3 separate regions of the Homo sapiens genome follow, and regions 2 and 3 are each linked to region 1. The links are chromatin loops, found by intact Hi-C in ENCODE. Cell type or tissue: MCF 10A. All regions are shown on one strand.

The links. A loop is a pair of places that touch in the nucleus more often than their neighbours do. Peaks named below come from ENCODE experiments on the same cell type or tissue, not always from the same donor. Only the 100,000 strongest peaks of a DNase experiment are listed, where the experiment ranks them.
Region 2: it touches region 1 in a loop (8-fold over the local background); 9 of 110 quality-filtered maps call a loop at or near these places.
Region 3: a loop joins it to region 1, with 12 times the contacts of the local background. A loop is called at or near these places in 70 of 110 quality-filtered maps.

The regions. Positions count from the first base shown.
Region 1 is chr2:37,828,126-37,836,125 of GRCh38, reverse strand. PIRAT1 (PU.1 (SPI1) induced regulator of S100A8 and S100A9 alarmin transcription 1) reads left to right here. Exons shown (of 4, transcript NR_110012.1): 3 at 7,088-7,193. Among named protein-coding and RNA genes, the nearest start is that of PIRAT1, 44 kb to the left of the region's middle. RefSeq lists an enhancer at 2,580-2,639. In MCF 10A, a CTCF peak has its summit at 3,351 (motif pointing right); a DNase peak (open chromatin) is centred at 3,355.
Region 2 is chr2:37,284,291-37,292,290 of GRCh38, reverse strand. It overlaps PRKD3 (protein kinase D3), which reads left to right. Exons shown (of 19, transcript NM_005813.6): 4 at 1,292-1,423; 5 at 2,778-2,935; 6 at 5,922-6,114. Among named protein-coding and RNA genes, the nearest start is that of PRKD3, 37 kb to the left of the region's middle. In MCF 10A, a CTCF peak has its summit at 4,131; no DNase peak of the experiment used is centred here.
Region 3 is chr2:37,392,775-37,400,774 of GRCh38, reverse strand. No RefSeq gene overlaps it. Among named protein-coding and RNA genes, the nearest start is that of QPCT, 52 kb to the right of the region's middle. In MCF 10A, a CTCF peak has its summit at 4,692 (motif pointing left); a DNase peak (open chromatin) is centred at 4,704.

The DNA of each region.
Region 1 (8,000 bases):
GATAGCGCCACTGCAGTCCAGCCTGGGTGACAGAGCGAGACTCCGTCTCAAAAAAAAAAAAAAAAAAAAATTGCACCACAGATAGGAGACGATGCAAGTGAGTACTCTTAAATGTAATTGAAAATATCAAATTGGATAGAATCCTCCAATATGAAAAGCTTCTCACTTTTGGTATACTAAATACTGCTAACACAGAGTAGGAAGAAAGCTTGTACATACTTACTGGCCACAAGTTGATTTTATTTACAGCACTGAAAGTAAAGAAAAATGGAAATAGTCCATTATGTTTTAGTTAAATTCTTATGTTGAACATAGTTAAGATTTTTTTTCTGGGACTTCACAGTGTGAGGGGAGTGATAACATCCTAACAGTATTCCTTTTTCTAGATCAGTGACATTTGCATCACTTGTGGTGGTCTCCATCCTTCTCCTTCCTAGTGCTCTAGGGTTTGGGTCACCATCTTAGCCAACTGCCAATAGATTTTCACTGCTATCTCTTTCCCACTTTATTCTAGGTTTCTCTGAATTATTTTGTCATTCTTCTTCATTTAATTACCACAAGTGCCCACTATGAAAGATATTATTAACTTCATTTTGCAGATAAAGAAACAATGGTTCCACAGAGTTAAGAGAAGATATTTCTAAATATTTATTGCACATAAAAATGAAGAGAAGCGGCCGGGCGCGGTGGCTCATACCTGTAATCCTAACACTTTGGGAGGCCGAGGTGGGCAGATTGCCTGAGCTCAGGAGTTCGAGACCAGCCTGGGCAACACAGTGAAACCCCATCTCTACTAAAAATACAAAAATTAGCCGGGCGTGGTGGTGCATGCCTATAATCCTAGCTACTCAGGAGGCTGAGGCAGAAGAATCCCTTGAACCTGGGAGGTGGAGGTTGCAGTGAGCCAAAATTGCGCTACTGCACTCCAGTCTGGGTGACAGACCCCATCTCAAAAAAAGGGCATGGCGGTGTGCGCCTGTAGTCCTGGTTACTAGGGAGGCTGAGTCAGGAGAATTGCTTGAACCTGGGAAGCGGAGGTTGCAGTGAGCCGAGATCGTGGTGACAGAGCGAGACTCTGTCTCTTAAAAAAAAAAAAAGATGAGAAGTTTGGTTTTAGCAATAATCCTTATGAAAAGTGTTATTCTTAAAGGAGGTCTGTCCAGCACAGCTACAATGTACTGGTCAAGGTGGATGTCAGAGTGCCCCCCACCCTGGCCTCTCCAATCACATGGAACTCTGAGAATCAAGCTGAGAGGTGGAGAAAGGAAACAGTCAACATAATCTCCAAATTATGTTGCTAGTACTTGGTGGTGGGGCCTTTGGGGGAGGTGATTAGGGTTAGATGAGGTCACGTGAGTGGGGGCCCATGATGGGATTAGTGGCTTTATAAGACGAGGAAGACAGACTTGGGCTGGCACGCTCCCTCTCTCTCGCCATAAGATGCCTTCTCTCAGATTATGACACCACAAGAAGGCCTTTGCCAGGTGCTGGCACCTTGATATTGGACTTCCCAGCCTCTGAAACTGTGAGAAATAAATTTTCTTTATAAATTACCCAGACTGTGGTATTCTGTTATAGCAACACAAAACAAAGACAGATAGTGCCCTTTTTTCTGCCATCAAAACAGAAGATGAGGGTAGGAGTTATCAAGAGACTCTCTCCAAATCTGAAGGAAATCACAAACCTGCAGTGCTGTTTCGAAAGTGTCCGTCAAGACCCTGGGTTTACTCTAGCTCTGAATTCCATTTCCACTGTGTGTGTCTGGGGCTTCACAGGGATAGAGAGGGTGATGGTGATGATGGTGTGGTCGCTTTCTCTTTAATCCACAGCTGTTGAAGTTTTGACCACATTAGGGCCAAATGTGGAAATTAACCTAATTTTTTTTTTTTTTTTTGAGACAGAGTCTTGCTTTGTCACCCAGGCTGGAGTGCACTGGCACGATCTTGGCTCACTGCAATCTCCGCCTCCCGGGTTCAAGCAATTCTGGTGCCTCAGCCTCCCGAGTAGCTGGGATTACAGGCACGCGCCACCATGCCCAGCTAATTTTCGTATTTTTAGTAGAGATGGGGTTTCGCCATGTTGACCAGGCTGGTCTCAAACTCCTGACCTCAGATGATCCGCCTGCCTCGGCCTCCCAAAGTGCTGGGATTACAGGCGTGAGCCACTGTGCCTGGTGACCTTCTTTTTAAATATACTTCACCTAGAAATCCATTTTGTGAGACGAAACATGAAAGTGATCATACTCCCTGCCAGTCTGAGGTGACCAGGGTGTGACTTGACTTATGGTTTCTAAACTTTTTATTCCCAAAGGAAATATTACAGGGAGGGCCAATACATACAACAGGGAAAGGCTGACGGCTCTAGGGGAAACTGAAAGCTGACAGGAGCCCCGCCCTCCACTCTTGCTCTTCCTGCCCCTCCCACACATCCTGGGAGCATCCGTTCAGAACCCCACGGGCTCCACAGAGTGTAGTTGGAAATCACCGCATACATAGAAAATATGAGCAAGAAAACCACACATGAAGAATTATTACTAAGGGCTGCCATAAGCATCATGCTTGTCTTTTGGGGAATTATGATTCATTGACCAAATAAGAACTTACCGCCATTTCTTCTAGCGTGTTTTATCCCAGCAACACTGTGTGCACAGAATAGCTTGACTCCATTTCCACAGTGGCCATTTTAAATTTTAATAAATGCTGTCCCTTTGCTTTGGTTCTCCCTAAATATTCGAATTAGATTCATTTTTATGGTCCCAGAAACGTGCTAGATTTAACAGGAGTCATTAAAATGTCTAAAAACATATATTTCAGGGAACTCCCAACATAGACAGTATGAAGAAACACACACACACACACACACACATATATAGTTCACTTATATAAAGTGAAATGGGTAACAATTCATGACAAGTGAAGTGATATTATAGGACAATGTATGATTAAAAACCAAGCCTGTTGCTCAGAAAATAATTGCTCTAGGAATTCAGTACTAAGATTGTCTTGTATCACAGTGGCATCCTAATTATGGTATACAGAAAAATGAAGGAGGTTGAATTCTGCTCTCCTGGGCCCTGGTCATGTCTCACCTGGAATGTTGACTTAGCTCTGAGCACCTCACTTTAAGAAAAACGTGGTCAAAGCACAATGGGCTCTGATGTGAGATCATGTCCTATGAAGAAGTGTTGGTAGAGTTGTAGCTGCTTTGTTTGGGGAAGGTAGTACACTGGTGCGATCCTTACTTCACCAGGGATTTTCATGGAAAAGAGTATGTCCAGCCTCTCTACAACCCTTCCCTTCTTCCCTTCTATCCTCCCTATTTACCTCTCCAGTGGGGTGGACACCAGGGGGTGCCATTGACACAGATTACAGTGTGAACTGTGTCCCTTTGAGCTGTGCAAAACAGTGGCCCAGTCAATGCCTTTACAAAAAGGGATTTGAGTTTTTCCATGCGGTTTCAAAAAGTAGGTACAAATTAAAAGGCCAGAAAACAAGGGTAGTGAGATTTTGGCTTAAGATAAGGACATTCTAACAGTGGGAGAAGATAGAATGAATGGCTCTAGATGTACGTGTTTGGAAAGGAGTCTTATTTAGAAGGAAGTCTGTGCCTCTAAAATTGATAGTAATGATAGTAACCAGTGAATTGCATCTTTGTGACACGAGTGGCCTTGTAGTATTTTATGTTTTTCACAAGTGGTCTCCTTCTTCATAACTACACCAATACTTCTAGGTAGGAATTATAATTATCTTTATTTTATAGATGAAGAAACTGAAGTTTGGACAAATTGCATTACTTTCCTAAGGTCACAAAGAGAACAAATTTGTAATTTCAGAATTAGTTTCTCTAATTTCAGAATGCAAACTCTTAACCATTATGCCACATTGCCTTTCAACAATGAGTTACAAAATCCCATCTTTCTTAGCATGTTCAAATGCTCAATTATTGTGAAACTTGATCTACAAATAAAATTAGAGCTTGACCTTGTACCTCAAGGGGTAAAATCATTTCTGTGGAACAAGGGTAGGTGAGATGGATTTGTCTTGCTCTCACTACTCACTGATACCGATGTCTGGGACTCAGGGGTGAACCTGCACACCTGGGCTCCAGATGGGGAAAGCTGTTCTACACATAGCATATGCCTCCAGATCCAATTCTATCATCTCATGCACCCAATGCATGAACGATGTGCAAAGGCTCATGCTGGATATTTTGATTTTGTCATTTCCCAAATTCCCTCTCCAAAAATCACCTTAAGGAGGCAACATGTGGTCTTACATGATACTTCAGAGCTGCTGGTGGGAGCAGAAAGGAGCAGAGCCCATTGGAGAACACGCGGTGCTCACTGTCATGTTGGAAACACTGAGATAAAAAGGAGAGGCAAAGCCTTTAACTGTGTGTGCATCCGACAGCTGCAGCTTTCTTATTGCTTGTGCTATGTCTGTGAAGTGAAGACCATGGTGAGACCCTCACTGAGGCTCTGTTAGTGTTAAAACAGATGTTCCTTCAACACTCACATCTTAGGTGGCCACTTTCACGGGGTGGAAAAGGATAATCTAAACCTTCCTGTTCTTGCCAAAATAACCATGTGTAGGTCTTTGTTCTGCACATCTCTGGAACACACAAATAGATTTCCAAGCAGTAGGAACCTCCTGTCCTGTTCAGTTGTTGGACAAACTCTTGTTCTGCCCATTCCACCCTAGTTTCCTGAAATCCTGGCTGTAGGGCTCCCATGACTGGAGCCTGTGAGAGCCTCCTTTGTCAGGAGAGTTTTCACAGCTAAAGCCATCAAGGCTGGCAGTGAAGGACACTGGGCTTCAAGCCCACTACAGTGATGACAGGTATTGCCTTGGCTGCCCAAGCTGAGTGGTCGCCCCTCTGCAGGTCTGTCTGACTCCATCCCAGGGAAGAAGGCGGTGGAAGGTACCCATGGGCTGCAGTTGGCTCTGCCTGGCCGTGGGGGAGGATGGCAGAGGACTGACCTCTTGCTGCCTCAAAAGGGTGGAAGTTGTTTTGCCCTTTAAACTGATAAAGAAACAAGCTGGAACAGTAAAACTAATCCTCCGAAGCAATCCAAGCATGGAAACCAGAAATGTCTACTCAAATCTTTTCTCCATTTTCTTTCTTCATAAATTCGGAACATTTGTGGCAGAAAGAGAAATCAGAAAAAAAATGGATTTAGAAAAGAGAGAGAAGTAGTTTAGAGGGTTGTATAGGGAGGCAACATGATAAAGTTGGAAGAAAAATGGACTTGGAGAGAGAACAGTCAAATCTGGGCCTGCCTCTGAGTGCCTGTGTGGCCCTCGGCAAGTTTCCCTTCAACTTGAAGACCTGGGTCTCTATGATCCCTTTCAGTTGCAAGATTAAGACCTAAGAGTTCTTGCTTATATAAACAGAATTCTTCCAAGGCCATAATTATTTCCATAATCAAGAACTATTTATTAACTAAGCACCAGTGTGTGATTTTCTCAAGATAAGAGCAAGAAGAAATGGTCCTTACAGGCTAGATAGCTGTGACATGGACCAACAACTAAGCATATCTAAAAATTCGACTAATTCATAATATGAATTCAAAATATGAATTGAATAAGCAAAAATATATATACCATGGGAGTTGAATGTTTTGACGGGGAAAATCCAGACGCTGACTTTAGGATGGTACTTTCTGTTTTGATTGATCCTGAGCCACACTGGACTCTCTGGCATGGGCATAACCCGAGCATCTGCATGGCAGAGTTCTGGCTCATTGCCATTTGCAACAGACACGAAGGGTGGCATCAAACAAAAGGAAACTTCTCCGTTGACCATCATAAATGATGAAGACCAAGGCTTCAACTCACTTACTGGAGTGGATTTCCTTTTACGGATGGCCTTGGTCACCCTGGGGAGACTAAGAATGTTTAAGTAACTTAACAAACACTCAGTAAGGAATGGGATCAGGATTCTTCTCCAGGGCTAACAGTTTTAACTGCCATTCTACATTTCCTGCCTGAGACAGCTGCCAACCTGGGCTTCTGTGACTGCCACTCCATGCTTCTCAAGCCAGGGTGCACGTTAGACTCATCTGGAGAGCTTGGTAAAGCCATCCATGTCCAGGCTCACCCACAGAGTCCTCAGTTTTCTCAGTTTGAGGAGGGGCCTGGGTACCAATACTTTTTAAAAGCTCCCTCTGGGTGATTCTAAGTACAATCAGGGTGTCAATCACTGATGTCCATAATGAAAAGTGTCAGACTCCAAAGCAAACTCAGGAGGACTGCCTTCATGGTATGGATCCCTGGCAGATTTGAACCTTAGAGGATTAGGCTAGCAGCTTGTGGAAGCGGATGCAAATCTTCCAATCCTCTAAGGGCAGATGAGCCTCTGGACTCATGAGAACGCTGGTCTTGGTAAAAATCCCCTGCATACCACAGGCCTCCCTTGGAGAAATCACCTAAAGAAACACCAGGAAGAATTCATTCTGGCCTCAAATAGTTACATGGATGTTTGTTACAAGAAGACACATTTAACCATTGAAGTTCCTACTCATTGAGTGAACCGTGTCTCCCTCCTCTCTGGTTTCCAGAAACAAGGATTTTTTTCTAAACTCCTCTTACTTCTTGCCTCATGGCTAATGCCCACGGAGGTGGGGTGAGTGACCTGCTGGTAACCAAGGGAAATGAATCTGCACAGGAAGCCCAGGCCCTCCCTCCCTCCCTTCTCATTAGAAGCCAGCTTCCCCTGGAAAACAACCACATTCTGCTCTACTTTCTCATGTCTATGTGGCCCTCCCTGAGTGGGAAGGCTTAAGTTTTGTAAGATTCATCATAAGTGTGGTGATATTTCCTAATTCCAGGGAATGGAGCTAGTCATGCCACACATCTTTGCTGTTTTCACGAACTGAGGTAATTTTTATTTTTATTTTTATTTTTTTGAGGAACAGTCTTACTCTGTCACCCAGGCTGCAGTGTAGTGGTGTGATCACAGCTCACTGCAGCCTTGACCTCCTGGGCTTAGGTGATCCTCCCACCCTAGCCTCCCATGTAGCTGGGACTAGAGGTATGTGCCACCTCACCTCCTTTTTTTCTTTTCTTTTTCTTTTTTGGAGAGACAGATTCTTCTTATGTTGCTATTTTAAACTCCTGAACTCAAGTGATCCTCCTGCCTTGGCCTCCCAAAGTGCTGGGATTACAGGTGTGAGACACTGCACCCTGCCCAAGGTAATATTTTGACCTTCCTTTACCTTATTCTTTGTCCATCTCTTAATTAGTTTATAACTTAGACGGGAAAAAAGAGGTGTCTAAATAAATAAATAAATAAATTTATTTAAATAAATATTAAATAAATCCCATCAGTTCCCCATAGAATGCCATTTTCCCCTAGCTGTCTATTCATGTAACAAAACGAACAAGAAAACACTACAAATTCTCTCCCTATTTATACTGTCCCACCATTATGTTATAACTCTCATTATAATGTTTTAGTTTTTCCTTGAAATAATAATCATCAACCCATTTGTAAACCATATGTTTCTACCCACAAGTGACAACCAGAATTTCAGGATTAATTGCAAGAGCCATAAAGAGCTTTTTGGTCATTTCCCTAAGAGCCTCCATGAATAGTAACAAGGGCGAATAGTAACCCCCGGCTTCAGCTGTCCCCACTGCTGTGGCAGGTTATGATACTTTCTTTCCTAAAGTAAAGGCCAAGACAGATGGCTTTTCAGGACTTCCAGAGTCTGTATGACATAAGAAGCTTATTCCAGTAAAGGGAACAAGACCCTTGTCATCTGACACCAATGAGATGCTCTTCCCTTGGCTGGCAGGGATCTGGAGGAGGAGGAGCAGATAACCTTCAGCCTAAATAAGCAATACCATCATTATTCTGGAATCTCTCTGAAGTATGGTTGGTTACAGTGTGGAATTCCACAGGGCACGTGCCTGTCTTGGACTCTATCCAAGGGAGTAAGTTATCACAAGGACCTCATTATAACAGGGGCTCCAGGGACAGTGTCAGTCAGCAGGCTT
Region 2 (8,000 bases), 540 kb after region 1:
TATTTGGTCTGAAAGAAATATACTCTTCTCTGAGTCAAAGAAATAAAACAGTTACACTGAAATTCTGTTTTTTCCCCTTCCCCCACCCCCATTTCTGTAAAGAGCATAAAAGAAGAAAATTGGGGTTTAGAAAAGAGAATCAGGAAAAAAAGAAGTAATGAAGATATGGAAGAGGAAATTACAATGCTGGTTATTTCTGTGGCTTTAAAATTAAAAATGCTCTTTCCCTTTTTGTCCCACTGGGCTTTTTTCTACCTTTCACTTTTTCCACCTCACGCATTCTTGCCATACGTTGTTTTTTAATTCCCACTATTTGCCATCTCATCCTGCAGCAATGTGGGCAAGATAATAAGGAGTGAAAAGGAAGAAAGAATGCCATAATAATGCACATAGTAGGTCTGCAGTACTTTTTGTTTGGCAAGTAGGAGAACTGATGGAAGAAAGGAAGCAAGCTGGCCAGCCATGGGTCAGAGCCCTGCTACCAAGTTCCCTTTTCTCAAATTCACCTTTGAGCCTTTTCTTGAGATCCTCTCTGTCCTTATTAGTCCCCACTCCTCTCATCTTATATTTCTGATTCTCTCATTCATCTCACTCCCTGCTACACTGATCATTCATCTTCTATACAACAACCCCAAACCATCTCTATATTTCCCAATCCTTGCCCTCCTCTTCATTCCTGAGGAGTTTCACTCCCTGTCTCACCTGGAAGTCCTGCTCACATCTCTTCCTTCTCTACTCTGGACTCCATCAGACTACTTGCAGGTTGAGGTGAGAGGAAGTTCCTTGGGTCTACTGTCCCGACGTTCACTAAGGGGAAAGGAGTTTCTTTCTCATATCCACTAGGACTGTGGAGAACAAACAGACAAGTATATCCTGGGATCCTAAATTAGGACTCAGTATCTTTTTCCACAGAAACGTTTCCATAAATTGAAGTTAAGTTCCATAGTAGTTTTTACTTTAGTGTTCTATTTCCCACTGTGTAAGTTAAGCAGTTTTTAATTGGTTAAAGTAACCTAATGTCTGTTTGTAATCTTGTCATTATGAGAAAATGCTGTTGGAGTTCCAAATAACTAACCTATGACCTACTTCTGGAGCTCAAATGATGAGAAGTAAATGGACTTGCTAAACTAGAGTTTGAAATCACAATATTAAATAATTTACTTTTATGGTCCAGTGCAACTTTCAGAGAAAAAATGATTCTGTGTACTTTGACATAAGTGAATGTGTGAGCATTCTTAATCTCATCGCAGTACAAATACAACGTGTATTGTAATACTTTTCTTTTTTAAAGCTTTAGCCACAGTAGAAGACTTCCAGATTCGTCCACATACTCTCTATGTACATTCTTACAAAGCTCCTACTTTCTGTGATTACTGTGGTGAGATGCTCTGGGGATTGGTACGTCAAGGACTGAAATGTGAAGGTGTGTGTTCTAAAATTTTTGTGGTCATTTGAAATAAGATTCCACATTTGCATTTTTTATTATCAGTGAAAAAGCAAGATGACGAGCTGTTGACTAGGGTGGTAACGAGGATTTAGAATTGGAGAGATCAGGACTCTCATTTTATCTCTGCCACCTACTTCATATTCTTGGGCAAATTACTAAACCTCTTAAGATTAATTTCTCGTAAAATACATTCTGCCCCACTGGTTTCATAAAGAGTAAACGGTTAAATCAGGTAATAGGGTTAAATATTTAGTACAAAATAATGGCTCCATAAATATTCATGTTGTTTTTTGTTTTTAAAAGTTTTCTTGGCCAGGCACGGTGGCTCACACCTGTAATCCTAGCACTTTGGGATGCCGAGGCTGGTGGATCACCTGAGGTCAGGAGTTTGAGACCAGCCTGGCCAACATGGCGAAACCCTGTCTCTACTAAAGATACAAAAACTTAGCCGGGCGTGGTGGCGGATGCCTGTAATCCCAGCTACTCGGGAGGCTGGGGCAGGAGAATCGCTTGAACCTGCCTGGGTGACGGAGGTTGCAGGGAGCCGAGATTGCACCATTGCACTCCAGCCTGGGTGAAAGAGCGAAACTCTGTCTCAAAAAAAAAAAGTTGTCTCTTACATACAACTAAATTGTCAAATTTGTTCTGAATTAGAATTGCTAGGAGTAGGACACAGGTGCACATTTCTGATGAAGAAACAGTCTTCTAAGGTGGAGGGTCAATCAACTTTTTCTGTAAAGGGACAGAGAGTAAATGTTTTAGACTTTGTTGGCCATATGGTCTCTGTCATGATTTAACTCTGCTATTACAGTATGAAACCAATCATAGACAATATGTAAACGAATAGATATGGTTGTGTTCCAATAAAACTTTATTTAGGGACATTGAAATTTGAGTTTCATAAAATTTTCATGTCACAGGAGGAATTTGGTACAGAGGCCATAGTTTGCTAACTAGTGCTTTAAGGCAGTGGTTCTCAAACTGTATTGTGCATCGTAAAACACACTTTGCTGGGCCTCATCCCCGTAGTTTCTAATTCAGTAGATCTGGGGTGGAGCCTTGTAATTTACATTTCTAACAAATTTCCAGGTGGTTGCCTTAGGGACCACACTTCAAGAACCACTGCCCTAGCTGACTTATCCTTTTTACACATTTCCTTTTCTTCTTGAATTCATTAGCTTCCACTTAGCCTGCTGTCTGGGTTCTTAATTAGGATAGGTATGGCTAACAGAAAATATGTTAAATAAAAGAAGCAGTGGTTTTTATGTATCACACTTAAATAGTAAATTTTTTTTTAAATCTTATATTTTACCTTGTAAAATATGTTTAGGCTGTGGATTAAATTACCATAAACGATGTGCCTTCAAGATTCCAAATAACTGTAGTGGAGTAAGAAAGAGACGTCTGTCAAATGTATCTTTACCAGGACCCGGCCTCTCAGTTCCAAGACCCCTACAGCCTGAATATGTAGCCCTTCCCAGTGAAGAGGTACGTATTCTAAGGTAATAGACATTTTAGTAGTAGTTATTCTCTGTGTTTCTACAGGGTGTATGACATCACTCTAGAACATAATTTATATGCTAAAGAATGGTAATGTTCCTACACTTAAGAAACATAAAATGTAGTAATGGAGACAGGACTTACCGGTAGTAATGAATTGCATTTTGTACACCTTGGGATGGTATTATGGCTTGTACCACTGCTTTAGCCTTCTAGTCAGTATCCTGGCTCCTGGTCTCCATACTTAAATCTTTTTTTTTTTTAATTTTTTTTTTAATTTTTGTTTTTTTGAGATGGAGTCTTGCTCTGTCGCCCAGGCTGGAGTGCAGTGGCACGGTCTCTGCTCACTGCAACCTCCGCCTCCTGGGTTCAAGCAATTCTCCTGCCTCAGCCTCCCAAGTAGCGGGGATTACAGATGCGTGCCACTACACCCAGCTGATTTTTGTATGTTTAGTAGAGATGAGGTTTCACCATGTTGGACAGGCTGGTCTTGAATTCCTGACCTCGTGATCTGCCCGCCTCGGCCTCCCAAAGTTCTGGGATCGCAGGCATGAGGCACTGCTATCTGCAGATCTGTATACAGATGAGACAGTTGAGACACAGAGCAGCTAAGTGACTTGTGTGAAGTCAGAGAGCAAATTAGTAAGAGATAGTGGAATTAAACCCAGATCTCATTATTAATAAATCAGTGATTTTTTTTCCTAATACAGTGTACCTCTCAAGGGCAAAGGCAGTAGATCCAGGAAAAAAGAAATAACTCCCTTGTACATTTCATAGTATTTGAAATGACTTCCATCTGTAGGTTGTAATCTTATTATTTAGTTTTTTCTGTAACTTCTCTGATCTTCTGTAAATTAATGGCAAAATCAAGGCCTTGTCTTGGTACTGTGATCATAATATTTTGCTAAGTTAAGACACCAGAGTAAAAGCTTTTGAAATCCTTTCACAAAAATTCCATCTTCTCTTACTGCTTAGCCCTAGTGTGAGATTTTTAAAGGATAAAAAGAGTGCTGCGGCATAAAGGACTGAAAATGAGGGGTTGGTATAAACCTACAGAAGAGCCTGGAAAAGATTAGTAGGAAAAAGTTAGTGCATCTTATACACTGAACTGCACAGAGAACTTACCTAGGAATGAGGACAGTAGAATAGAGGTATGTCAAGAGCCCCACAAATGATGCTGTTACGCCACCTATGCCCAGTTGAGTATTACTAGATTAGGAAATAGCAGAAGGACAGAGCAAGTGGATAAGGTGTTACATTTTTCATTAGTTTATATTTTATCTTGAACATGAAAGCTCCTTAGGGAAGTATAAGAAGTGCAGTTACATGTCTGAATTGGTTAGATTGTTCAGGGTATTTTTAAACAAGTAGAACTTGTAGCATGGAAGGGCTTTCAGGGTTTACTTTAGTCAGTTCAAGCATAGTCTCAAAAAGAAGAACTTTATTTTCCAACTGTTTGGGTTTTTCTACCAGGTGAACAAAAAGCAAAATTAAAGAAGGCATGAATTAAAAATTTTTGTAACCTGAGGGGTAAGTAGATTTTGGTAACTATGACCCTTTCTATATGAAGGGAATAATCAAACTAAATTATAGATCACCCAGTTCAATGTGGCTCATTTCATTCATTCAACACACATTCACCGATTATTGTATGCCAGGCCCTGTTATATACTAGGGACACAAAATTGAATAAAACATAATCCAAATACTCAAGCACAAAATCCTAATACCCAACTACCATCTAGCTATATGAACAGATTTTGCTGTACCTGCTTGCATCCTCACTGCCAGAACTGATGTCCTGAGATCTTTCAGCTGCCTTCTATAACTAGTCATGTTTGTAATTCAGAGAAGTTGGGTAATTCTACATTAATATGTTCAACCAAGGGAAGGAAAAGAAGTCAGAAAAAAACAAGAGACAGAGAAGTGCAAGGGAGAAGTAAGGGGAGGAGAAAAAAGAAAAAAAAGGGAAGAAAAGGAAAAGAAAAGGACAAAACAACTGGTTGGAGAAGAGCACTATAAAATGCCTCAGATTGATAGTGTAGGCAGGTATTTTTCTTTTTCTTTTTCTTTTTCTTTTTTTTTTTTTTTTTTTTTTTTTTTTTTTTTTTTTGAGATGGAGTTTCGCTCTTGTTGCCCAGGCTGGAGTCCAATGGCATGATCTCGGCTTACCGGAACCTCCACCTCCTGGGTTCAAGCGATTCTTCTGCGTCAGCCTCCCGAGTAGCTGGGATTACAGGCATGCACCCCCACGCCTGGCTAATTTTGTATTTTTAGTAGAGACGGGGTTTCTCCATGTTGGTCAGGCTGGTCTTGAACTCCTGACCTCAGGTGATCCGCCCACCTCGGCCTCCCAAAGTGTTAGGATTACAGGCGTGAGCCACCACGCCTGGCCAGAAGACCAGGCAGAAAACCAACTAGCTAGGTTCTGGAATAGTCTCCAAAATGGGTAAACAAAGTTTACTTCTTCTTAAAGCTGAATTACTGAAACTTGTTTTAATTAGTTTTGTATCTGCCATTGTTTATCATTATTAATTAGACTTAAAATGTATGTATATATTTTAGTATTAAGATAAATTTGAAAATCTAAAATGTGTTTCAAAATATATTCAGATGTCACATTCAGTAATGCAAAATGAGCAGCAATAATACTTTCTTCATTTATTTGTTTTAAAGTTTGTGTATTTGATTTGTAAAGTGCTGAAATGTGCCTGGCAAATAATCATCAGTGAATATATACCTGAGAATTAACATATCTTAGATGTTTTTAAGCATAAATATTAGCAAAAAGAATCTGCATTTTTCTCATTCAAAGATTGGTAAATTAAACATTGCAAAGGAAACTGCTGAGAACAACATTTTTAGAGTTTTTTGGCTTTAGTGTTTGAAATAAATGATTCTTGTGGTTAAGCTCTGCTCCCACTACTCTGTTTTTAATATTGACTTACACTTATGAAAATTACTTATGTTATAGTCACATGTCCACCAGGAACCAAGTAAGAGAATTCCTTCTTGGAGTGGTCGCCCAATCTGGATGGAAAAGATGGTAATGTGCAGAGTGAAAGTTCCACACACATTTGCTGTTCACTCTTACACCCGTCCCACGATATGTCAGTACTGCAAGCGGTTACTGAAAGGCCTCTTTCGCCAAGGAATGCAGTGTAAAGGTAGGATTAGGTGTTTTCCCTAATTAAAATTTATGTCTGTTTTTGTTATTATATATAGGCTTAAAATATTTATATTTCAGAAGCATTAGCCAAAGAAATTATTCTCATAATTGTTATATAAAGGAAAGAGAAATATAAACAAAATATAAATGTGTGTGTAAACTACTATTACTACTATCTGCAGTGTGTGTTAGGTGCCAGGCACTATAGTAGAACAGTAAACCTTTACATGCTCAGTCTTCAAAGCAATTGTATGTGAATTATGCTTTTGTTAATATACTAGTAGTAATAGGAGTTACTATTACTATTAACTACTAATAGTAATAGGAGTACTAGTAATAGGAGTTAGTAGTAATAGGAGTCATATTTCATTTTATAGACATAGATTAGGTAACTTGCTTAAGATCATGTAGCTAGTAAACAGAAAAACTAGAATGTGGATCTCTGAGGATGGCTTCTTCACCTGTATGCTTATCACTTCCCAATACAGAATAGCTAGTAGGCAGCAAAGCTGATACTTGAGGTTTTATGTCTTTTTGATTCCAGAGCCAGACACTAAACAAAATAAAAATAACGCTTTCCTCTTTTCATTAAACATTTATTACACACACATATAAGCATACTGCAAGAGTTTTGGGTTTTTTTTGTTTTTAAGTATGTAGTTTGGAGAATTATACAAAAACTGTCATTCCCGAGAATAATCACCCTGAAATAGGTAGGACGTAATAAAAGCTACTAAAATTATGATAGGGACCCACCCGTATTTGGATACTAACCCAGCACACTTCTATAGTATTCTCAAAACATCTCTTAATGAAACAAGTTTTTAACAGCATACTGGAATAATTATTTGCTTATAGTTATATAATGCTTTTATGCTTTTTAAAGATGATTTTATCTTTTTGTCTCATACCTTCTCAGCAATGCTGTACAGTAGAAACTTTTCACAGTAGAGTGAAAACTAAAATAGAATGTAAATGTCTTAGATTATTAGTCATTGAGCCAGGATAGGATATAAGTAGTCTAACTATAATCTTATATACTTTTTTCATGTAATTAGCAGTTCTTGGTATTGTACTTTTTATATAGTAGAAGTATTTGTGGAATTGAATTATCAAGTGATCTAAATAAAACATTAGGGTTGAGGGTTTTGTAACAAGAAATTCTTGCTTACAAGACAGAGTAAGATAATTGTATATAAGCTTAAGCATATAAGAAAATAAAGCTTTTCTGAGGGGGGAGGGATAGCATTAGGAGATATACCTAATGTTAAATGACGAGTTAATGGGTGCAGCACACCAGCATGGCACATGTATACATATGTAACTAACCTGCACGTTGTGCACATGTACCCTAAAACTTAAAGTGTAATTAAAAAATAATAATAATAATAAAATAAAGCTTTTCTTGACAGTGTATGATAGCACACAAGAACATTAAATGGGGAATAGATTATACATTTGTTGTCAGGTATTTGATAACTATTAGGCATTATAACATGATGAAATTTTATTTCAACAGCTTGCTTTGAATATGAGTTACTACATAAATTAATACTTTAAAATATCAACCTAAAAATGTATTGGCAAGCAGCCACTGAGAAATGTTTTGGGAAAGAACATTAGTAACAGATGTACACATTCTAGCCAACAAATAATCTTAATGAAGGTAGTTAATATTGCTGCTCTGCTAAGCAGAACAGAAACATTCTTAAACCATATGCAGAAAAGTACAGTATTTTGTAGAGGAACTAAAATAAATACAAATGAATTTTTACATAAACCTGTTAATTCTGCTACTGGATTATTCAACTTTTTAGGGTTCTGGAAGAAGAATCTTTTATGCTTATATTGGTTCAGAAAATGGTAGGTTTTATTTCAGTATAG
Region 3 (8,000 bases), 440 kb after region 1:
TTCATAGTCATTTCATAAGCCTTGGTAATGATTTTTTATTACTTCACAGAAATTTAGAAAGTGAATTATCTAATGACTGAATAAGCATCGTTTTTCAAGATATGTGGCTTCCAAGTTTTTGCTTTCAACAAAATTAAAAATATTAATTAAAAAGGATATAAGATACAAAATAATTTCAATAAATGAATAAAAGCATTTAATAAAATACTATATCCTTTCATTATTTAAATATATACTCAATAAGCTAGGAATAGATAGGAACTTTCTCAACCTGATAAACGGTATCTGGGGAAAATCTATAGCTAATATGATACTTAAAAGCAAAAGACTGAATATTTACCCCCGATATTGAGAAAAAGACAATGAATGGTGTCTGCTCTCAAGACTTTTATTCAGCATTGTACTGGAAGTTCTAGTCCAGCCAATTAGACAAGAAAAAGAATACAAAACATCCATATTGGAAAGGAATAAGTAAAACTATCTGTATCTCATTTGTAGAAAATCCTAAGGAATTCACTTAAAAAACTATTCAAACTAGTAAACGAATTCGGCAATGCTGCAGGATACAAGATCAATTTACAAAAGTCAATTGCATACATAAACAACGAACAATCTAAAAATAAAATTTTAAAAACAATTTTATGTGAAATAGCATCAAAAAAATAAAATGCTTAGGAATAAATTTAACAACATTGAAAACTACCACACATTGCTGAAAGAAATTAAGAAGGCTTAACAAATAGAAAGATATCCCACATTCATGGATTGGAAGATTTAATATTGTAAAGATGGACACAGTCCATAAATTGATGTACAGACTCAACATACCCCCAATCAATATCTCACCAGGCCTTTTTACAGAAATTGACAAGCTAATCCTAAACTTTATATGGAAATCTAAGGGATCCAAAACAGCCAAAGAAATCTTGAAAAAACAAAAAACTTAGATAACTTATACTTCCTAATTTGAAATTTTATTAGAAAGCTATAATAACGAAGAGAGTGTAGTCTAGCATAGGGAGACATATAGGCAATGGATCAGAATTAAAAGTCCGAAAACAAATCCTTACATCATGGTCAGTTTATTTTCAACAAGGGTTCCCAAACAATTCAACAGAGAAAAAACAGTCTTTTCAACAAATGGTACTGGACCAACTGATATCCTCATGTAAAAGAATGAATCTGGACCCTCTAACTTCATACCACATATACAAATTAATTCCAAATGGATTAAAGACCACTTAATCCAGTTATGTTTTAGTAAGAGCTAAAAACCATAAAACTCTAAGAAGAAAATATGGAAATAACCCTCATGACCTTGGGTTGGCAATAGATTCTTAGATATGACACTAAAATTCACAAGCAACAAAAGAAAAAATAGATAAATTGAACTTCATCAAAATTAAGAACTTTTCTGCTTCAAAAAATACCATCAAGAAGGTGAAAAGACAACTCATGAAATGGGGGAAAATGCTTGCAAGTCATGTATCAGTTATAGGTCTTGTACTCAGAATATGTAAGGATCTCTTGTTAACTCAATAATAAGAAGCCACATAATGCAATGAAAAAGTAGGCCAAAAAGCTGAATGGACATTTTTTCAAAGAAGTTATATATAAATGGTCAATAAGTATATGAAGATGCTCAACATCATTAATCATTAGTAAAATGCCAATCAAATCCACAATGAGATTCTATTTCTCGCCTATCAGGAGGCTATCATCAAAAAGACAGACAGTAACAAGTGTTTGTAAGAATATGGAGAAATTGGAATTCTGATACCTTTCTGATAGGAATGTAAAATAGTACAGCTACTTTGGAAAATAGTTTGGTCATTTCTCAAAAATTATATAGAGTTATTATATTACCCAGCAATGCTATTCCTACATATATACCTAAGAGAACTGAAACAATAAAATCACATAAAAACTTGTACTTGAGGCCGGGCGCGGTGACTCACACCTGTAATCCCAGCACTTTGGGAGGCCGAGGTGGGCGGATCATGAGGTCAAGAGATCGAGACCATCCTGGCCAACATGGTGAAACCCCGTCTCTACTAAAAACACAAAAATTAGCTGGGCGTGTTGGTGCGCACCTGTAGTCCCAGCTAGTCAGAAGGCTGAGGCAGGAGAATTGCTTGAACCTGGGAGGCGGAGGTTGCAGTGAGCCAAGATCGCGCCACTGCACTCCAGCCTGGTGACAGAGCGAGACTTCATCTCAAAAAACAAAAACAAAAACAAAAAAACAAACAAAAAAGAGCTTGTACTTGAATGTTCATAATAGCATTATTTGTAATAGGCAAAAAGTAGAAACAATCCGAATGGCCACCGACGGGTAAAAGAATAAACAACATGTAGTGCGGATACCTCCCAATGTATCCACACAATGGAATATTATTTAGCAAAAAAGATAAAAACTACTGATGCATGCTACAACATGGATGAACCTCAAAAATATTATGCTAAGGAAAGAAGCCAGACATTAAAGATTACATATTTTATGATACCTTTTTTTTTTTTTTTTTTTTTTTTTTTTTTTTTTTTTTTTTTTTTTGAGACGGAGTCTCGCTCCGTCCCCAGGCTGGAGTGCAGTGGCACGATCTCCGCTCACTGCAAGCTCCGCCTCCCGAGTTCATGCCATTCTCCTGCCTCAGCCTCCCGAGTAGCTGGGACCACAGGTGCCCGCCACCACGCCCGGCTAATTTTTTGTATTTTTAGTAGAGACAGGATTTCACCTTGTTAGCCAAGATGATCTCGATCTCCTGACCTCGTGATCCGCCCGCCTCAGCCTCCCAAAGTGCTGGGATTACAGGCGTGACCCACCGCGCCTGGCTTTATGATCCCATTTATAGGAACTGTCCAGAAATGGAACATCTACAGAAACAGAAAGCAGATCAGTGGCTGCCTGAGGCTAAGAGTAAATAATAATTGACCGCAAACAGGCAAGAGGAAGCCTCTGGTGTGAAGGAAATATTCCAAAACCGGATTGTGATGATGTTGCACAAGTCAATAAATATACTAGAAATTATCAAACCGTACACTTACAATGGGTGATTTTTATGGTATGCATGTATAATAGACCTCACTAAAGCTGTTTTTAGGTAACTAGAAAAATGACAGTTACCTAGGTTTAAAATAGCATTTTTTCTATTACTTAATTTTTTTAAATAACTATTGTTTTTGTCATTTCCTGAACACTTATCATGAGAGAGGAGCTGGATATTACATTTTCAATGTTAGTATCTTATTTATATTCACCTCAACCCTATGAAGTGGTTCTATTTATTCCCATTTTTCAGAGGAAGTTACTGAGACTTAGAGCTTTGGCAACCTGGCCAGGATCAGAGAGAGATGGTAAGTAGCAGAGCTAGAGTTCAAACTCAGGCCTGTCTGACTTTAAAGCACAGGCCTATTCCCTAAGCCACACTGCTGCTCTGCTAAGGAGTGAAAAGGGTTTCAAAGAATCTTTTTTTAGCCAAAGAAAGAGTGGTTACTGAGGCCACAAAACCCTTTATTTCAAAGCATATCGCATGCTCTCTCAAAGCCAGTTCTAGATAATTTATTTCAAGACCTTTGCTGCTGACCTAAAATGGAAACTGGACAAGTGACTTAAAGACTCAGACCACCCAAGGTCTACCCAGCCTCTCCCAGCCTCTCATGATTTCTGGTTGGTTCAGCTGGTTGCAGAACAAATGAAATGAGTACCTCTGTTTAGTGCACATACAAATCTCCCAAGATGACCATTTAAATGGAAATTCTAGGGTCTCATGCTGAGATATTCTGGTCCAACAGGCCTGGGGTGGGGCCTCAGAATTGGTTTTTTTTTTTTTTTTTTTTAATTGAGAGAGGATCTCACTCTGTCACCCAGGCTGGAGTGCAGTGGTGCAATCACAGCTCACTGCAACCTCTGTTTCCCGGGCTCAAGCGATCCTTTCACCTCAGCCTCCCAAGTAGCTGGGACCACAGGCATGCGCCATCATGCCCAGCTAACTTTTTGCATTTTTGGTAGAGATGGGGTTTACCATGTTGTCCAGGCTGGTCTGGAACTCCTGAGCTCAGCAATCCTCCCGCCTTGGCCTTCCAAAGTTCTGGGATTACAGGTGTTAGCTACCGTGCCCTGCCAGAATCAGCATTTTTAACAAACATAGGAAAATTGTTAAAATCACAGGCTTCACTGATCAATGTACCCAGGTCTGAATACTGCCTTAAGCCATTGGCACCTTAGCATTGAGCATCTCTGAGCCTTAATCCCCTTATCTAGAAAAGAGTGTTGATAATAACTGTCTTTTAAAATTGCTGTGAATTTTTTATTACCAGATGCTTTGAGAAAGCCCTCAGTACGCAGTAGCTTTTTTTACACGTGTGTGTGTGTGTGTGTGTGTGTGTGTGTGTGTGTGTGTGTGTGTGTTTCCTAGAGAACCTGAGAGAATGGAGTTTTGCCAGCAGTCCAGATTGACTGCTTTTTCTCAGAATCAGCTCAGCAGCAAACACTGCTGGGCTGGAAGAAATCAACCCAACACAAAAAGCAAAATCACCAGGCCCACAGCCCTCAGGCACTGCCAATTTGTATCCCTTGTAAGAGACTTTTAATATTTGAAGCTGAATCTTATTGACTCACAAATTTATTCTGTTCTTGGCCTTCAAAAAGGATCCTGAAAAAAAAAAAATTAAGAGAAATCATGAGGCGAAGGTGACACCTACTGGCAGCGCGAGGGCCCTGCAGAGACCTTCCTGTTGCTCAGCTGCCTTGGCAGGGATTAATCCTCGAAGTACTCATCCTGCTGCCCTCGCAGGCAAAATACTATCAGTAAGGAAACAAGCAGACACGTAGCAAAACTTTACAGGCAGAAAGTTTACATCAAGTATTATTTATCAAAGTGAAATATTGGAAAGAATCTTTAGTGTTCGACAGTAGGAAACGGGTTAAATAAATTTTGGTACATCCATACAATGGAAGTACACAAGCAACAATTAAAAGCTTGTTTTTAAATCATTGTAATAACATGAAGAAATACTCGTATTAAAATAAGGGCTAAAAGCAGGTTATAGAACAACACAAATAGGATAATAATTAAGTAAAATTGTTGTATGTATATGCTCGTAGAAAGAAATCTAGAATGAAATGTAGAAAGTGATCATCTGTAAGATTAGTGTTTTCTTCTTTACACATGACAGTATTTTTCAATGCTTCTGCAATGGAAATGTATAGGGAATATAAAGCAAAAGAATAAAAAATAAATTCTTAATAAAGAAAAAGAATTTCAATGACATTTTAAGACAGAACCAGAGCCCCAAAACAGACACTGATAGAATAGTGGTGAATATCAGAGGCGAACAGTAAAGACTCAGATCTCAGGGACTATGATCAGAGAGGCCGATGAGAAACAGAGTCTGATCTATGCAATGACGTTAGCAGAATCAGATACGGCCACTTTGCAGGACAGTGGAACAAAAGAACAAAAATACAAGCCTGCGTCATTATCTAAGAGGCAGAAAGTTTTTTATTTTTCCTGGCCTAATCATCAGACTCTTACAACACCCTCTCTTTTTATCTCTAGAGAATTTTCATACATAAATGACTGATTAAAAGGTCTTCCCTGCTGGCTAAGTGCATACAACCGTCTCTGTCTCTTCAATGAATGTCTGATTGATGTACCTCTTATTTCTCCCACGGTATCGGGAGAGGCCCTGGCTCTATCACACACCAACTCTGAAACCAAAGGGAAGTCACTTGACTTCTCTCAGCTTCAATTTTCTCATTGATAAAAATAAAGATGACAATAGCCACCCAACTGACCTCCCACAGTTGCAATCTTTACATGAAATAATATGCTTTGAAAGCAACCCCGTGGGAATCACATGCAGGGTCATAGTAGCCAGTATCCTTCACTGAGTGATTAGGTGCCAGCCACTTCACAAGGTGTTTTCTTACATATTATTTCATTTAATCATCATAAAAAGCCTATGAATGAATATAATCTCCATTTTACACGTGGGAAACTTGAACTTATAACCTGATCAAAATTGAACAGGTTTTACATCGCAGAGCCAGGATTTGAATTCGGTTCTATCTCCAAAGTAAGGATCTTAAATAATAGGCTGTACTGCTCCACAGACTCTTAGAGCACAAAGGGACCCAACAAATCATTAGGCTGAGTCCCTGTAGTTAGCAGATGGGGACACTAAGTCTCAGAAGGGGAACATGACTTGCTGTTACAACTAACAAGAAACCACAAGTGTCTCTTCACAAGATACTAAGATCCATGGCATTGTCTTCCAGCCAATGTGGTTCCTGGTCACTCAAACCTCAGGGAGTGGGCTGGGGTTTCTGTTCTCATTTAGCACCACTTCTGCATTGCTGGTAACCAGAAACTTTTGAATCCACCCTGTTATTCAATGGCCAAATTACATATTCTGAACTGCACTGGGTGAACCTTTGAATTTCTGTGGAAAGTGAACTTCCACACAATCAAGTTTTCGCCATCACCAAAGCCAATGGGAGGGAGCAGAGGGGTGGGAGGCAGAGAGCCCACAAGTTGGAGGAGTCCAAGGTCACCAGCCAAGCTAAGCCCTAGATATACGTTGCCCCCCACATTTTATCATCTTAACTTGAACTCTTAAGAGTGAAAGGGGATGCTACTGATCATGACAGTCACCATCTCCATAAGGTGCTATTGTCAGAAGCACCATCTTGAAGGAGAAGCTAGCAAGAAACAGAGGTACCAGAACCTAAGTCAAAGGTTATGAGACCAGAGGCAGAACGATGAAGCTGGGTTTGAGGATCCCTCAGGTTGTGGTCCTGAAACAGTCAAATGATTTGCTTTTTATCAGTACCAAGGTGTCACTTCTCTGGTGCTGTGCCTTAGCACAGGTAGTGATAGCAGTGACTGTAGTATATGCCAGTATCACAAACAATTTAAAAGTCAGCATACCCACTGAGTATGCATGGACATAAGATTCACTACAAAAAAAAGTTCTCTGTTTAGCTCACTCCAGCTCTCTTCTCACTCCAGCTGCAATTCTATGAACAAAGCATTTCCCCCTAAAACCTTTCACTTTTCCTATCATTTTTTATGTCCACATAAAAGAAGAAAAACAGAATCAAGTATCCATTCCCCTTTGCATCATGAAATATGATGTAGCCTCCCAATAACCAAGGCAAGGTAAAAGAGAATAATCTAGAGGTCATGCCTGTTCACTGGGTCTAACTAATAGGATGCCTGATTTTTCTTTTAATCAGATTGGCTTATTCTCAATGACCATGAAACAGACCCCAGAGGACATGTGGATTGACAATTTTCTGGCCTACAGTGTTATCTCCAGTTACAACCTAAAATCTCTCTGGTCCTCAACCATAACAAGCTACAACTTAAACTCTGGTGCTCTGTGGACACTTGCCCACCTTTCATTTGCCCTCTCTTTTGAGACTATCCCTGATTCCATTGCTATTTATCCACTCATTTAACAAACTCACCATTGCCAGCCTCTGTTCAAATAAGCAAAACAAAAATCCCTGCCTTTGTGGCACTTATATTTCAATGGGAAAGTCAAATAATATAAAACAAACATTTTTGGGGAAACAGGGTCTCACTCTGACGCCCAGGCTGGAGTGCAGTGGCGTGATCATAGCTTGCTGTAGCCTCGAACTCCTGGGCTCAAGCAATCCTCTCAGCTCAGCCTCCTGAGTAGCTGGGACTACAGGTACACACCACCACACCTGGCTTTATTTTATTTTATTTTATTTTATTTATTTATTTTTTTTAGTAGAGACGAGATCTCACTATGTCGCCCAGGCCGATCTTGAACTCCTGGGCTCAAGTGATCCTCCTACCTCAGCCTCCCAAAGTGCTGAGATGACAGGTATAAGCCAACAAGCCCAGACAAAAAGCAAACATATTAAATAGGTAAATTTTACCATATGTTAGAGGGTGATACAGAAATAAGTAGAACAGAGTAAAAAATCTCAAGATTAAAACTTTAAACTGAGGGGAGGGATCAAGCAA